Regions from separate parts of the Homo sapiens genome. Here all the other regions are linked to region 1. Evidence: chromatin contacts called from ENCODE Hi-C or POLR2A ChIA-PET data. All regions are on one chromosome and are shown on one strand. The core of a region is the stretch at or near the end of the contact, and the rest is flanking DNA. Distances in the headings are between cores, read along the strand shown.

Region 1 (3,757 bases), core at 928-3,427:
AAAGACATTATTTCATTCCTGAGGTGCTGACCTCAGGTTTACTGGACACGTCTCAGAGACAGGGCAGGGGATGAGGGCAAGACCCCTCTAAGGCACTCCCCCACACCCTATCACTCCTGCTCTTAAAGGACCCCTGAAGGGCACTGAAGGGGTTGGACTTCTCAGTGCAAGCCAACACCCACACCTCCGAGTACCAACAGCCCCAGAGAACAGCAGGGGTCCTCAATCCTGAGCACCCCTCCAAGGAGGTCAGGAGAACAAGCCTTAAGCCAGAGAGTGAAGAGGATCAGTGTCTCGGACCCAGAGAGGATTCAGGGAAAGGGCACAGGAGGGACCCCAGTCCAGAGCCAGACAGAGTTCAGCTGAATGTGGGAACTCATGCCATGGAGTGGATAGCCCTGGATGACTGAAGAGCCCAGTGCCCAGGGGCGTCTCACCCACTGTGGAGACAGGCCCTTATATTAGGTGGCAATGGGGCCACCTGAGTTCTGGACCATGGCTCAAGCCCAGGCCAAGCAGCCCTGGAGTAAGGGCATGAGGCAGGGGGCCCCAAGCCAAGTTGAACACTGGGGTACCGTCCCTGGAGCAGCCTGGGGTACCCTGACAGCACCCATGCCCCAGTCTGCACACACCCCTTGTTCTGAAATTAACAGCCTGCAGGGGTGTCCTCAGTATCAGAACTAGTGGGCCACACAAAGCCCTGGAGGACTCTACAAACCCAGGTCCATGGGGAGCAGCCCTGTAAGGGCCAGATGGCTGGGTGGAAAAGCTGACCAAGTCTTCCTTCCTTTCAGCCAAATCTGGAAGAAAGGCACCTTGCCTAGAGCAGTGTTCCTGGTACCCAGGCCTCTGTGGGCATCCTTCAGCACAAAGACCCTCTCCAAGGGGGGATGGGCTGGCCCTCCCAGGACCACCAACCCACTTCCAGAAGCCCATGGGTCATCCCCACCTTCACCTGACTGGGCTGTCCCTGACGCTAAGGCCCAGCAGCACGAAGGGGATTCCACACAAATCAGGGCAGTAGGCTGCTCTCTGGCGGCACTGGGGGCTTAGGGTCTGGCCAGCCTGTCCCTGGCTCAGGACACATGCCTGGAAATTAGGGTTTTCTCCTCTGCTCTTAGCATCTCCTGGGTAAACCAATAATTACTCTCCCTCATGTCTCAAAATTCACATCTATCTAAAAGGCGCTAGTGAGGGTGACATTTCCAGGAAGCCATAGCCCATGTCACCCCCTGCAAAGCTGTGACCTTTTCCGCGGGCAGGCCAGGCGGCGGAGTTCTCCCAAAAGCGGATGAACTGGCACTCTGGCTGGAGAAAGCAGAGAGCAGCAGCACAATGGACAGCGTCTGGGACCTCAGGCCGATTCCACAGCAGCTTAGGAAAGCAGGAGGCCCCCTGGGCGGGAGGAGGCTTGATGCTCTGGAGGGAAACGGAACTGAGCAGCGGGAGGTGGGGTGAGCCTGAGACCCGACCGATTTTGGCAAAGGCGAGGCGCACTTTGCAGTATCATACTCTCCTCACTGCCCAGCCCAGACCTGCCCTTCAAGTCCCTCTATGGACTCACTCCCCTTAGCCAGGGGTGGCACAGATTCAGTAGCCAGCATGGGTTTGGAAACAGAGGTCAACACCGCCCTGCCCCTCCCTGCGGGGCTGCGCAACACCCTTGAACCCTGCGCATGCTGAGACTGTAGTCCCATAGCCCTGCGACCAACGGCCGGAAGCAGCTAAGACACTATTACCAGCATGCCCGGCAGGAGGGCACCGCGCTGCCCCCCCCCCTCAAGGGACCAGCATCATCCCCACTCCCGTAGCATACTGGGATTGTAGTCCCGCAGCTCTGCCACCAACAGCCAGAAGCAGTTAAAAAACTGTTCCTCTCAGCATGCCCTGCAAGGCGCGCACCGCTGCTGTACCTCCCTTAACGTATCCGTAACCTCCCTCAACGTATCCGTACCTCCCTCAACGTATCCATACCTCCCTCAAGGTATCCGTACCTTCCTCAAGCTATCCGCACCACCCTCTCTTCCATTTCATGCGAAGATTGTAGTCCCGCAGCCCTGCGACCAGCGGCCGGAAGCAGCTAAGATGCTACTGCTCCCAGCATGCCCCGCGAGGCGCGCACAGCACAGGCCCTCTCTCAAGGTCACCACCTCCACTCCCGTTGTATGCTGGGATTGTAGTCCGGCCGCCCTGTGACTAACGGCTGGAACCGCCTAAGACACCACCCCAGCCAGCATGGCCGGCAGGAGCGCACCGCGCTGTCTCCCTCCAGGGATCCGCACCGCCCTACAATCCTGCTTTGTGCTGAGATTGTAGTCCTGCAGGCGTACAACTAACAAGCTGGGTGCAGATAAGAGACTACAGCTCCCCGCATCCCAAGCAAAGGTCCCTCCTCTACGGAGCCCCTCCACGCGTCCACTGCGGTTCCGCCGTGCCAAGGGGAGCTTGGCTGTTCACGGGCCTCACCTGCTAGCGAGAAGATAGCTTGGCCGGGCGGCTGATCTCACCTTGTAATTCTGACACTGTGTCTCCCGGGCTTGTCGGCTTCATGACTTGTGCCCAAAGTTTGATTTCTCGCAGACCAGGTAAAAGCCAAGAGGCTCTCATAGGCGCCTTGGCAGAGTTGCCATTGGAACGGGCGTCCTCTAGTAGCTGGGATCTCCCCGCCCCTTCCTCCTGAGGGGCCACTCCTTTCTGCCCCACCCTTCTTATTGCCCCACCCTTTGCCACACTCCTTCAGAGATGCGCAGTGCTGCCCCTTTCTATGGGCAGGGCCGAAGGTCCGCGTGTAAAAGTACCCAGTCCCTGGTAACCTGACACTTCCCTTTTAAAAGCCACCTTTTGTCTATCTCTGGCCTGCCACGATTCTTCCTGTGCTCCATAGGAGGACCCATTGGACCCCCGGGCTGGCTGCAGGGCCCACACCTGGGTTAGACCTCGCACAGGGACGCTGCTGCCACTGTAATAAAGCGTGCCTACACGCTTCTGAAACTGGTGTAGGAACAACCTCAGTTCTGTGAAAGGCGGACGCAGCAGGACAGAATCTCCGTGGACATCTGTCTGGAGGAGCAATTTTACTGCGACATTTTAAAGAAACAAATTTAATTGATTTCCAAGGTAAGAAATTAAACCTTGAAAACTAAACTGAAAAGTCATCTGTGTTTGACAAGTCAGACTTTCTCCAAGAAGAAAACTAAGGAGTGCATATTTTCCATTATTATAAATAGTGAAAATGAGAAATCATAGCAACTCCCTGGAAAATCTTGCTCTGCCAGTTTTCTAAATCACAGTAGGGCCTCGATATGGTTTTATTTGTTTTTGTTTTTGTTTTGGAGTGTGTTCACCTTTTGAATATAAGAATTTGCGGTTTTGACCAAGTTTTTAAATTTTCAGCTATTGTTTATTTGTTTTTGTATTATATTTAATTTTTCTGTCTCTCCCTCTCTGTCTCAGACTCAATCATTTCACAGGTCTCTTAGGCCTCTTTTCATTTTCTTTAAACTTGTTTCAGTCTTCAGATTGGATGGTTTATATTGCTGTCTTCTGTTTCTACTCTGTAAACTAAAAGTTCTTTTTATTTTATTATTTTATTGTCTTCTATTTTACTCTTTTTATAATTTCCATGTCTCTGCTGAGACTCTACATGAGTTAATTCATTATGAGAATATTTTCCTTTACCCCCATGAACGTACTTATAATAGCTGCCCTGAAATACTTGTCTGCTGATTACATCATCTCGGACATCTTAGAAATAGCT
Region 2 (3,757 bases), core at 631-3,130, 4.6 Mb before region 1:
ATCAATACTGAAAAGAGTAACAGCTCCTTACAGCTAGGCTCTATCAAACATGTTAGTGGTATCTGATCCTCATAACTCTTTAGGACAGGCTAGGTGGGTGTTATACAGTCTTATAAATAAGGAAACACTCAGTGTGGTTTAAGTGACTTACCCAAGGTTACATGGCTGTTAAGTGGCAGAGCCAGTGTCTTTCAAATCAATTCCTGAAATTAATACAGTCCCTTGGATCAATCTTCAAAATCCAGCTGTGGCCAAGAACGAAAGTATATAGTATCAAAACATTTCTCTTTCTTGGTGAAACAAAGTAATGATTTTTTTTTTGGCAGTGAAAAATTTCTCAATATTCCATGTAAAAAGAAATTCAGAGGAATGTTCATGCAACCCTATTACGTAATGCAAATTTAAATAATTTATCTAACAAGCCGACTTGAGGATTTTGCAGAAGTTAGGAAAAAATAGCTCTGGAAACTTCTCCCAATAATTGTGTATTTTGTTTTACCTCAGAATTTAGGTACTGGACTCAACACTATTGGTTTTACTGACAACATTTTCTAATGAGAATGGAACAATAAATTGCACATTGCTATTTTAATCTAAACTAAAAATACAATCTAACGAGTGATTCTGCAACCAAGCACAATAGGCAGAAAAACAGCATAAAAAGATATGACACAGTGGTGTGACCTATATATCTTCTAACGCAGTTTCCTACTCTGGTCCTACATTTCTTTGCCACTGTTTCTTATACTGGCTGGAATAAATCTAAAAGATAAAAAAATGCTTATTCGTTTCACCTAGAATGCAACTACCTTATCGATTACGGTTAAGTAAAATAGCTCACTGCCAGGGCAGAAAAAACATCTTTAGGGCTCCCCTGAAGTTAATTTTCAACGAGTTAGTGAGGTAAAGGAATGAAGGGCCAGGCTTTCTTTTAATCAATAATGCAACCCATACTCTGAGTGAGAGGGGAGTACTGGAGAAAGTGCAAACTCAAAGAGGTGATAAATCCAGTAATTGCCTGAGAAGAGCGATGCAGACTGATAGCAAATTACAGCCCACTGCAGAAACTTAAAAATACCGCCTTGGGGTTGGGAAAGTGGCCGCCACCTTATTAATCATCCCGGCCTTCTACACAAACCATTCATTCCGATGCCCCCAGGTCTTAAGAGGTGGGAACTTTCCCTGATGGTCTCCGTGATCTCTGGAGACATCATTCTATCTCCAGAGGATGGTAATAAATGCAGAAGACCAGGGCTGCGTTTCTGTAGTAGCTTTTTCTACACCACGCACTGGCTAAAGGACTGAGGTGATGGGTCGGGAATGAGGGAGCTTAGAAAATTAATCAAAAGATGCTGTGAGAACATCGTGGCTGGGTCCATCCCGGCTGGCCTAAGCGATCTCACATTTGCAGAAAGAAGCAACGCCTGGAGAAGGAAGCAACGCCTGCGGGCGGGCCGGGCTGGTGACAGTATGCAGGGAGCAGCAAGTTCCCCCCACCCCCAGCTGCAGGGCAAGCCCAGAGTCTCCGCAGGCCTTGCTGCACAGAAGACAGAACCGGGACACGGAACTTGGGGCTTGTGGCTAGCACCGGGCGGGGGTCGGCCGGCTGAGGAGGAAGCGAGCGCCGGCAGAGGCCTGAGGGGAGGATGCACATGGCCGGCGGCGGCGCTAACAGCGGGCGGAGGGGCGGCCCCGGGGCGCGGTACCTGCGGTCAGGCGGCGGCTGCTGCTTCCGCGAGCCTCGTTTGGCCAGCCAGGACCCGGCCGTGCCCTCGCCCTCGTCCTTGCCCACCTCTCTCCCGGCTCTTTTCCCTCTTTTCCCCCGGTTTCCCCCTCCTCATCCGGAGCTCCAAAATGGCGGCGCTGGGGACGGATCACGTGAGCCGCGGGTGGGTCAGGTGACCCGAATGGCGGGCAGCGGGGGCGGGGCGAGGCTCAGGCCCCGCCTACCGGCGTCCCGGGCCGCCGAGGCTGGACCCGCGAGAGGGAGGCTCCCCAGCCGGTTTAGCCCCTTGCAAACCCTGGCTCCCGGGCGGGGTTCGGGCCCAGTTGTCTGGCTCTCATGGCCCCTTCCAGACGTCTAGATTTAGAAGTCACCGTGTATTCACTTTGGCATCTCCCCACGTCGCCTAAATCCGCTGTGGGCTAGCCTTATCACCCCACTCACCCCGCAATTGGCTTTCAACAATGGGCATTGGGGTTTTTTTTTTTTTTTTCTTTAGCCTTGTGCTTCTGGATTTGTATTAGTTCCTTTGGTAGGACTGTACATTTCAAGGTGTTCTTGGCTAAAATATAGAGGTCCTAGCCAGATTCGCAGCTTGGCGTTAAGGGGTGCCTGTTAAGGGCCAGAGCTGGCCCTGGGGAATCTCTTTGCTTGAGAGATTCAGGATTTTCAGGGTTTGTAGGACCAGACCCAGTAACACAAGCTCAGCCCTCCGAGGGCACGATGGTGTTTGTCATTCGGATCTGTTCTATGAAAGATACTAGGGTGGTTCTCCTGCTAACAGTGAAAAACGGACTAAGTGAAGCATTCCAGCCAATTTCACCAAAAATGCTGGATAGTTTTGCCGTATTAGGAACTACGCAGCATGGTGCTTGGGTCTGGACTCCGGGTGAGCGGTGGGCATGAGCAAGGGTGTAAAACTGAAGATTCTGGCCATTGTAGTGGAATGGACTCATTTGGTGAGATACCTCTTGGGGATCTGTTCCAGATCTTTTTAGAGGCCTTTACAGCTGGCTGGGCTGTCCACGGTCCTGGGAGGAAGATCCAACAAAATTTAGAATCAGACAGGCTGATAATTCCTGTTACTGTATTTCAGAATTCAAATTCATCTGAATTTGGGGGTTAGGAAACCAGCAAAGTTAGAATTTTTATTTTTATTTTTATTTTATTTTTTTGAGTCAGAGTCTCACTCTCTCCCCAGGCTGGAGTGCAGGGGCGCAATCTCGGCTCACTGCAACCTCCACCTCCCAGGTTCAAGTGATTCTCCTGCCTCAGCCTCCCGAGTAGCTGGCACTACAGGGCGTGCCACCATGCCCAGCTAATTTTTTTGTATTTTTAGTAGAGACGGGGTTTCACCATGTTGGCCAGGATGGTCTCGATCTCTTGACATCATGATCCGCCCGCCTCAGCCTCCCAAAGTGCTGGGGTTACCGGCGTGAGCCACCGCGCCCGGCTGCAAAGTTAGAATTCTGCTATTCCACAGAATCCTTTGCCAATTAGACCAAATAGCTGTGAAAAAATAAAATGTTGAGTAATTTTTTTTTCGATAAAAGGTAAGAGATTGAGCAGGAGACTAGCATGGAAGGGTGGAAAGAAAAAACAGTGAAGAAAACCCAGAAATACGAAGTGTTGAAAGGGAGAACAAACAAGTAATATGAGAAATTCCTTGCCTTGGGCTATTGGCACAAACAATCCTAACTTATCATTATCTGAAGAGAGGCTTTTCGTTAGTCATGTCTTAAGTGTAATGTCCATGAATCTGAAAGTAGACAGACGAAATGACAGAATTATTTGATCAAGGGAGAGTGCAGAAACACAATAGAGAAAATATAATCTAGGGATAATAAAGAACTTTTAAAACAAGCGAACGAAAGTGTATCTTCGTTTGAAGTTCCTGTGGTGGTCATTACTGGTATTCACCAGCTAGTTCCCATTGTCCCTCTTCTGGCATAAGGTTAGTTTCCATTGACCCTGTGGCTCGGGGGTGTGGCCAGTACTGGTGTTGGCTAATGGATCGTGTGTGGGAGTGAGGGC
Region 3 (3,757 bases), core at 657-3,156, 4.4 Mb after region 1:
TAAACTTTAAAATGGAGAATGAAGAACAGGGAGCTGAATATACTGACATACTGATTCTTTGAAGAGCAATTTAGAACTCACTGTATTTAACATTAAAATATATAAATGTTTTTTATCTACAAATATTAATATAAAACAGTTCAAAATTACTTCCTAGGGATTTCACTAAAAATTAGTTTGTTAAGGGTTAATGTAATTAATAAAAGACCACTAGATGTAAAAAAACTAATTCTTCAAAGAGAATGTTTAAGGCCAGGTGTTGTGGCTCACGCCTTGTAATCCCAACACTTTAGGAGGCCGAGATAGGCAGATCATTTTGAGCTTAGGAGATCGAGACCAGCCTGAGCAACATGGCAAATTCCAGTCACTACTTCAAATAAGGAAATAAACCGGGCATGATCGCGCACGCCTGTAATCCCAGCTACTCCAGAAGCTGAGGCTGGAGAATCGCTTGAATCTGGGAGGTGGAGGTTGCAGTGAGCTGAAATCATGCCACTGCACTTCAGCCTGGGTGACAGAACAAGCTTCTCTCTTGGAAATTAAAAGAAAATAGAGAGAGTATAAACAAAAGCAAAATATGCTTTTGATGAAGAAAGTTAGAAACATTTGTCTGCTTTGAAATTACTTAAAGGTTCCTTCAAATTGAAAAAGTAAAAATAATGTAGATTAAAATGAAATATAAAAAGTTAAACAATGGACCGGCATCATGGCTTACCCATGTAATCCCACTACTTTGGGAGGCTAAGGCAGGTGGATCACCTGAGGCCAGGAGTTCGAGACCAGCCTGGCCAACATGGTGAAACCGCATCTCTACTAAAAATACAAAAAATTAGTCAGGTGTGGTGGTGCACCTGTCATCCCAGCTACTCCAGAGGCTGAGGGAGGAGAATCCCTTGGACCTGAAAGGCAGAGGTTGCAGTGAGCCGAGATCGTGCCGCTGGACTTCAGCCTGGGCCACAGAGCAAGACTCAGTCTCAAAAAAAAAAAATTAAAAAATTATAAGAGATCATAAAATATGTATAAAAATCTAGAGAGGTCAAAAAAATTTTAATGTATTTTTATTTTTATTTTTTGCTGGGGTGCAGTGGCATGATCTCAACTCACTACAACCTCCGCCTCCCGGGTTCAGGCGATTCTCCTGCCTCAGCCTCCGGAGTAGCTGGGATTACAGACGTGTGCCACCATGCTCAGCTAATTTTTATATTTTATTTTTCATTTTTTTGAAATGGAATTTCACTCTTATTGTTCAGTCTGGAATGTATTGGCGCGATCTAGGCTTACTGCAACCTTGGCCTCCCGGGTTCTAGCAATTCTCCTGCCTCAGCCTCCCGAGTAGTTGGGATTACAGGCACGCACCACCATGCTCAATAATTTTGTATTTTTAGTAGAGATGGGGTTTCACCATGTTAGCCAGACTGGTCTCGGACTCCTGACCTCAGGAGATCCACCTGCCTCGGCCTCCCAAAGTGTTGGGATTACAGGTGTGAGCCACGGCGCCCGGCTGAGAGACTTACAATGTTTTATCAAATTAGCTTTATTATTGATAATACACAATAAAGTAAAAGTTGATTTTCTCTGGAACAAAAATTTTATGTATTATTAATATACATCAAATATTTTTGTTCACATTTTGAATACATTGAAAGAGAGCAAAGAAGAGAGAGGATTTTCCCATGCTCTGAGGTGGGCCTGGCTGAGCTGAGGAAGCCCTGCCTGAAAAGGCTGCAGCCTACGCTGTCACTCTTTCTTCATTCAGCCCAGTGTCTGATCACATCTTCTGTCACTCAGGGCCTGAGAAGGCGGGGCCTTAAACGTTATCTAATCAGGGACGCTGGGCTGGGAACTGTCCAATCAGGCACAAAGCTGGAGCGGACAGGGCGGCTTCCGGGATGTGGCTGGGCCTTTGTCTCTCGCTGCCGCCGGAGTTTCCAGGTCTCGACTTCACTGCTCTGTGTCCTCTGCTCCAGGAGGCCCAGCCTGTGTGGCCCTGTGACCTGCAGGTATTGGAGAGCCACAGCTAAGATGCCAGGAACCCCTGGAAGCCTAGAAATGGTGAGACTGCCAGGTGCGACGTCCCGAGAGAGGGAACGGGGCTCGTTGAAACCGGTGGGATGCGGCTGTGGCGAGCCTCAGGCCTTCCTTCAGTCAGCTCCACAATCCGTGCCCGGGTTCTCCTTGCCCAGCTCGGCCTCAGTCCCCTTCAGCGATAAGATGGCGGCTGCGTTGACAGGCGGGCTCCGGGCGTCCTGTCTCTTCCCTGCCCAGTGACTGTGTCCTGGCCTGGAGCCCTCTCTGGGCAGCTCTGCTCCCGCAGCGCCGCGTCTCTCCCAGATTGTGCAGGGATCACGGGAGGGTCGTCAGGGGAGAATCCTGACTGGAGGTGCTGGCTCATGAATAGGAAGCACTTTAGTCCGTGGGGTTCCCAGGGCCTCTTTTTTTCTATTAAAAATTTATGGGCGTCACCGCGAAAAGATTAAATAATTTAATCAAAGAGTGATTCAAACATTGTAGAGCACCCAGCTATGGTTTGTAATTTGTGGTCTATGAAAGGCCTTGAAGGAGATATTTTTATAAGGTTCATGGTAAAGAAAACCAAATTCAGTAATTTGCTAGGTACAGTTATGTAGGTTTTGTTTTGTTTTGTTTTTTGAAAAGGAGTTTTGCTCTCTCGCGCGGGCTGGAGTGCAGTGGCGTGATCTCGGCTCACCGCAACCTCTGCCTTCCGGGTTCAAGCGATTCTCCTGCCTCAGCCCTAGTAGCTGGGATTACAGGCGCCTGCCACCACACCAGGCCAATTTTTTTATTTTTCGGAGAGACGGGGTTTCACCTTGTTGGCCAGGCTGGTCTGGAACTCCTGACCTTAGGTGATCCACCCACCTTGGCCTCCGAAAGTGCTGGAATTACAGGCGTGAACCACCGCACCTGGCCTAGTTTCTTAATTTTTACAATCTAGGTGGAAATATCCTTCTTATGTAATCAGAGCTTAATTGGCAGTTTATAGTTGCTTAAGCCTAAATTTTGCTTCTGCCAATGTAGTAATTTACCAAAAAATGCTCTTGAGTTTAGATTTTTATTTTTAGAAGTAGAAATCCGAGGACTAGAGCCACCTCAATCTAATTGCCTGCCACTTAATTTTTCTCACACTCAAAAGGGGACGATTTTTCCCTGAATTTTTTACATGTGTCTCAAGCAGGGCCTCAAGTCCACCCCTCATCCCCTGTTCCTCCAGCCTAACTCTGGCTTGCAGTAAAATACTAAATTTCCAGTTTCGTCTGACATTCCCAAATGCCAATTTCCCCTCCCTAATTCACTTTATCAACTATTTGTCCTGTAGTGTACATTTTGATACCGATTTTAATCATTTTTATTTTTAATTTTTGAGACAGAGCCTTGCTCTGTCACCCAGGCTGGAGTGCAGTGACGCACTAGGCTCACTACAACCTCCGCCTACTGGGCTCAAATGATTCTCCTCTCTCAGTCTCCCAAGTAGCTGGACTTACAGGTGCCCACGACCACGTCTGGCTAATTTTTGTATTTTTAGTACAGACAGGGTTTCACTATGTTGGCCAGGCTGGTCTCGAACTCCTGGCCTCAGCTGGTCTGCCCACTTCGGCCTCCCAAAGAGCTGGGATTACAGACGTGAGCCACCGCATCTGGCCAATTAATTTTTTTTTTGACAAAGCATTTGATGGCACATTTAAAAAGATTTGTTTTTTTTGGTAAATACTCCCTGTGAGAAGAAAGCAAAGAATAATCT
Region 4 (3,757 bases), core at 878-3,377, 4.0 Mb after region 1:
TACACACATATATTTATACACCCTATATATATAATCAAAATAATATGTATGTTTGCCAGGCATGGTAGCTTACACCTGTAATCCCTGCATTTTGGGAGGCCGAGGTGGGCAGATCACCTGAGGTCAGGAGTTCGAGACCAGCCTGCCCAAAATGGTAAAACCCCAACTCTGCTAAACATACAAAAATTAGCCCAGTGTGGTGGCACGCATCTGTAATCCCAATTATTCAGGAGGCTGAGGCAGGAGGATTGCTTGAACCTGGGAGGCAGAGGTTGCAGTGAGCCGAGACTGCACCATTGCACTCCAGCCTGGGCAACACAGCAAGACTCTGTCTTAAAAAAAAAAAAATATATATATATATATATATATGTTGAAAGAAATTTAAGCACAGAAGAAAAGTGAAAGACTATGGTGGGGAATGTGATAAAAGGTGAGTGTGGCTGCTACAGCTCGGTGAGATTTGGTTTCCATCTTAAGGAACTGCCCTCCCACACTGAAACCACAACCCAGCACATGCCAATTCTCACACTATTTATACTTTGCACAAAGACAGCAGAAGGAGGTCAACATCATCGTTCATGACATGGAAGTCTATTCCCCACTGAGACATTTTAAAAATGTTATTGTCTTAAGCCCTCTTCCTTCTAATAAAGCCTATACAAATACACCCATACAAGCCTGAAACTACTCAAAATTAAAAATCAGGCTTTTGAAATCCCATAAATAAGAAAACACAAAAACAGCCACTTTGAGGAGAGAGTGGAATGGAGGGGGTTAGGGGGCTCGCTTCACCTCCTGGCCCCATGTGGAGATAGGGATGGAGTCAAGGGAGACCCTGGGAAGTCATTTGTTCTGACTGGGTTTTCCCCCAGCTCCACACTTTGTTAACCATTTCCTGGGAAGAGCTTAGGAACCTCCTGTGCTCTAGTGAGTTAGGGCCTCCCCTCACAGGGTATTGGCAAGGAGAAATTCTGAGACTCTGTGACTGAGAAGCTAGCACAGTGCTTGACAAGTACCTATGGGAACTGTCGTCCTCTGTAACTATCATGTAGCCTTGGAGTGTTGAGATGGCCTGGCCTGGCCTGAGGCTTGGCAAAGCTGTTTGAGGGTCAGCTGCTTTAGGCTCCCACTTTCTCCTCAATCAAAGTGGCTGCTTTTGTGTCTGTTTATTTATGGTTTTAAAAACCTGATATATAGGCCGGGCGCGGTGGCTCACACCTGTAACCCCAGCACTTTGGGAGGCTGAGGCGGGCCAATCACGAGGTCAGGAGTTCAAGACCAGCCTGGCCAACATAGTGAAACCCCGTCTCTACTAAAAATGCAAAAATTAGCCGGGCATGGTGGCACGCACCTGTAGTCCCAGCTCCTCGGGAGGCTGAGGCAAGAGAATCACTTGAACCCAGGAGGCAGAGGTTGTTGTGATCTGAGATTGTGCCACTGCACTCCATCCTGGGCAACAGAGCGAGACTCCGTCTCAAAAAAAAAAAAAAAAAAACCTGATATATAAATAGAAAGTGCAGCTGGAGGTGCCGAGGCTCAGTGTCTAGGGCTGTGCTTCATGGGCTTCCTTGCTGGCATGTGGCCAGGTGAACTCTGGGTGTAAGGTGGCTCCTACCCTGGATCTACAATCCCCACCACCTCTCCCAGGCCTGAGTAACCAACACAACGCAGTGCTAAAGAGCGCGTGAGTGACGGGCATCAAGCCCATCCAGGAAGATTTGAATGCCATCTGGGCTGGGGGCTGTCGGGGTAGGGACTATGGCTGCCAGAAACCAGGACGGTCATAAAAGATGAAATATTAAAATAATTGTTATTATATATATTTTTATTTTTGAATAGCTATCTAGTATATTATTTGAAATGCATGTGACCTTACACAGAAGGTTAAAGGCAAATACCCTGTTGGGTGGGCCTGGCTTAGCTCAGGGAGGGAGCCCTGTCTGAAAACGCTGCAACTTACGTTGTTAGTCTTCATTCAGCAGAGCATCTGATCACATCTTCTGTCACTCAGGACCTGAGGGGTGGGGTTTTAATCATTATCCAGTCAGGGACGCTGGGCTGGGAACTGTCCAATCAGGCATGCAGCTGGAGCAGACAGGGCGGCTTCCGGGATTGGCGGGGCCTTTGTCTCTCCCTTCAGCCCGAGCTCCGGGTCTCGTCTTCACTGCTCTGTGTCCTCTTCTTCTAGAGGCCCAGCCTCTATGGCCCTCTGACCTGCAGGTATTGGCGATCCATAGCTAAGACGCCAGGTCCCCCGGAAACCTAGAAATGGTGAGAATGTCGGGTCCGACATCCCGAGAGAGGGGAAGGGGCTGTGGCGGGACTCAGACCTCGCCGCAGTCAGCTCCACAATTTGCGCCCTGAGTTCTCCTCGCCCAGGCGGCCTCAGTCCACTTGGACCATAAGATGGCGGCTGCGCTGACAGCCAGCCCCCCGGGCGTCCTTTCTCCTCCCTGCTCAGTGACTGTGTCCTGGCCTGCAGCTCTCTCTGGGTGGCTCTGCATCCGCAGCGCCGGGTCTCTCCCAGATTGTGCAGGGACCACGGGAGGGTCGTCAGGGGCGAATCCTGACGGGTGCCGGGTTCATGAATGGGAAGAGCTTTGGTCCGTGGCGTTCCTAGTCTCTCTTTCCTTTCATTAAAAATGTATGAGAGTCAAAAGGCCTGGCGCGGTGGCTCGCGCGTGTAATTCCAGCACTTTGGGAGGCCGAGACAGCCTCCCGAGTAGGTGTAATTACAGACATTTGCCACCACGCCCGGCTAAATTGTTTTCTTTTCATATGGCCATTAGAAAAATAGATGAAGCAGTCATGGTCCCTACAATCCAGGAGCTTTTAGTCTAGCAACTGGATAAATGGTTAAATTAAGCATCATATAATTGGTACAATAAATAGATGTGTGCAGAAAATTTGGGCTCTATTTGTGCCACTTTATATAATTGTGACTTGCGATGTCATCACCTGAAGGGATATTTATAGACAGAAGAATTATTTCTATTTCCATTTCTTTTACCTTGTTAATACATATTTATCTTTTAATAAAATTACCCTAGAAAACCTTTATAAATGTGTTCAAATTGCTTATTAGTATATGTCATATAATTGATAGGGCAGGGTCTAAGAAAGATTAAAATTATACAAACTCTGAGATTTAAGGATTTTTTTTTTAAGGTAAGTTTAGGAAAAACAGAACTGGAAATACCCCAGTGGCATAGAGAACAGAATTCTATATAGAGTCCACTCCCTGCCCCAGTTCTGCTCAGGTTCACCTTTTTGGAGGCCTTATTTAGGTCTGGCCCTACCCTTAAGTCTTGCCTCATAGAACTGATTTTTGGAGATCGGAGTTTTGGCTGGTGAATTCTGCTGCTAGGGCTGGTGCTTACAATTCCTGAAACACAAAAGCAGATAAATTAAAAAAATAAAGTATATATTTTATGGTTATAATTTTTTATTAAAACTAGTGCTTGCATTCTATCTAGCAACTTGTTTTCTATTCTTACAGATCTAGTAGTTGCTCTACAAGTCACAAACAAGTAAACAGACACAATATAAATTTCTCTAAAATACATTAAATTCTTTCCGCATTCCTCTCTGTCTATATTTAGCTTTTATTGTGTATACTTTTTAAAAAAAATCAATGACAGAGAAACAGAAGAAATAAAAATGCCGGGCTTTTCATCTAAATCCTGGGAATTATTAAACAGTACCAGCTCCCAGGGTGTTATAAAAATTAAATTACATAATGTGTTATCCCAGGCAC

Evidence for each region. A loop is a pair of places that touch in the nucleus more often than their neighbours do. ChIA-PET counts read pairs that join two places held with the same protein, here RNA polymerase II (POLR2A). Pooled maps may share reads with other maps.
Region 2: a map of CD4-positive, alpha-beta T cell shows a loop between it and region 1 (10-fold over the local background). The contact joins the promoter of ZNF507 here to the promoter of LINC00662 in region 1. A Hi-C loop is called at or near these places in 2 of 168 maps with a recorded cell type or tissue (CD4-positive, alpha-beta T cell and CD8-positive, alpha-beta T cell) and 9 of 50 pooled maps. POLR2A ChIA-PET finds 5 or more read pairs at or near these places in 1 of 52 experiments (activated B cell).
Region 3: a map of CD4-positive, alpha-beta T cell shows a loop between it and region 1 (12-fold over the local background). The contact joins the promoter of ZNF91 here to the promoter of LINC00662 in region 1. A Hi-C loop is called at or near these places in 3 of 168 maps with a recorded cell type or tissue (CD4-positive, alpha-beta T cell and CD8-positive, alpha-beta T cell), 1 of 37 single-sample maps with no recorded cell type and 15 of 50 pooled maps. POLR2A ChIA-PET finds 5 or more read pairs at or near these places in 3 of 52 experiments (CD4-positive, alpha-beta T cell, activated B cell and naive thymus-derived CD8-positive, alpha-beta T cell).
Region 4: a map of CD8-positive, alpha-beta T cell shows a loop between it and region 1 (39-fold over the local background). The contact joins the promoter of ZNF681 here to the promoter of LINC00662 in region 1. A Hi-C loop is called at or near these places in 1 of 168 maps with a recorded cell type or tissue (CD8-positive, alpha-beta T cell), 2 of 37 single-sample maps with no recorded cell type and 9 of 50 pooled maps. POLR2A ChIA-PET finds 5 or more read pairs at or near these places in 2 of 52 experiments (activated CD4-positive, alpha-beta memory T cell and naive thymus-derived CD8-positive, alpha-beta T cell).

The regions. Positions count from the first base shown.
Region 1 is chr19:27,792,360-27,796,116 of GRCh38, reverse strand. LINC00662 (long intergenic non-protein coding RNA 662) reads left to right here and starts at 2,177. Exons shown (of 3, transcript NR_027301.1): 1 at 2,177-2,585; 2 at 2,885-3,117. LINC02987 (long intergenic non-protein coding RNA 2987) reads right to left here and starts at 2,686. Exons shown (of 7, transcript NR_146733.1): 1 at 2,508-2,686. RefSeq lists enhancers at 17-798, 1,965-2,444.
Region 2 is chr19:32,343,733-32,347,489 of GRCh38, reverse strand. It overlaps ZNF507 (zinc finger protein 507), which reads right to left and starts at 1,880. Exons shown (of 7, transcript NM_001136156.2): 1 at 1,707-1,880; 2 at 152-245. It overlaps LOC124904689 (a long non-coding RNA gene), which reads left to right. Exons shown (of 2, transcript XR_007067225.1): 2 at 1-5. RefSeq lists silencers at 1,707-1,896, 1,927-2,056.
Region 3 is chr19:23,393,620-23,397,376 of GRCh38, reverse strand. It overlaps ZNF91 (zinc finger protein 91), which reads left to right and starts at 1,906. Exons shown (of 4, transcript NM_003430.4): 1 at 1,906-2,052. The coding sequence starts at 2,023. RefSeq lists an enhancer at 1,636-2,504.
Region 4 is chr19:23,757,261-23,761,017 of GRCh38, reverse strand. ZNF681 (zinc finger protein 681) reads left to right here and starts at 2,127. Exons shown (of 4, transcript NM_138286.3): 1 at 2,127-2,271. The coding sequence starts at 2,269. It also overlaps a transcript of RPSA2 not described here. RefSeq lists an enhancer at 1,929-2,447.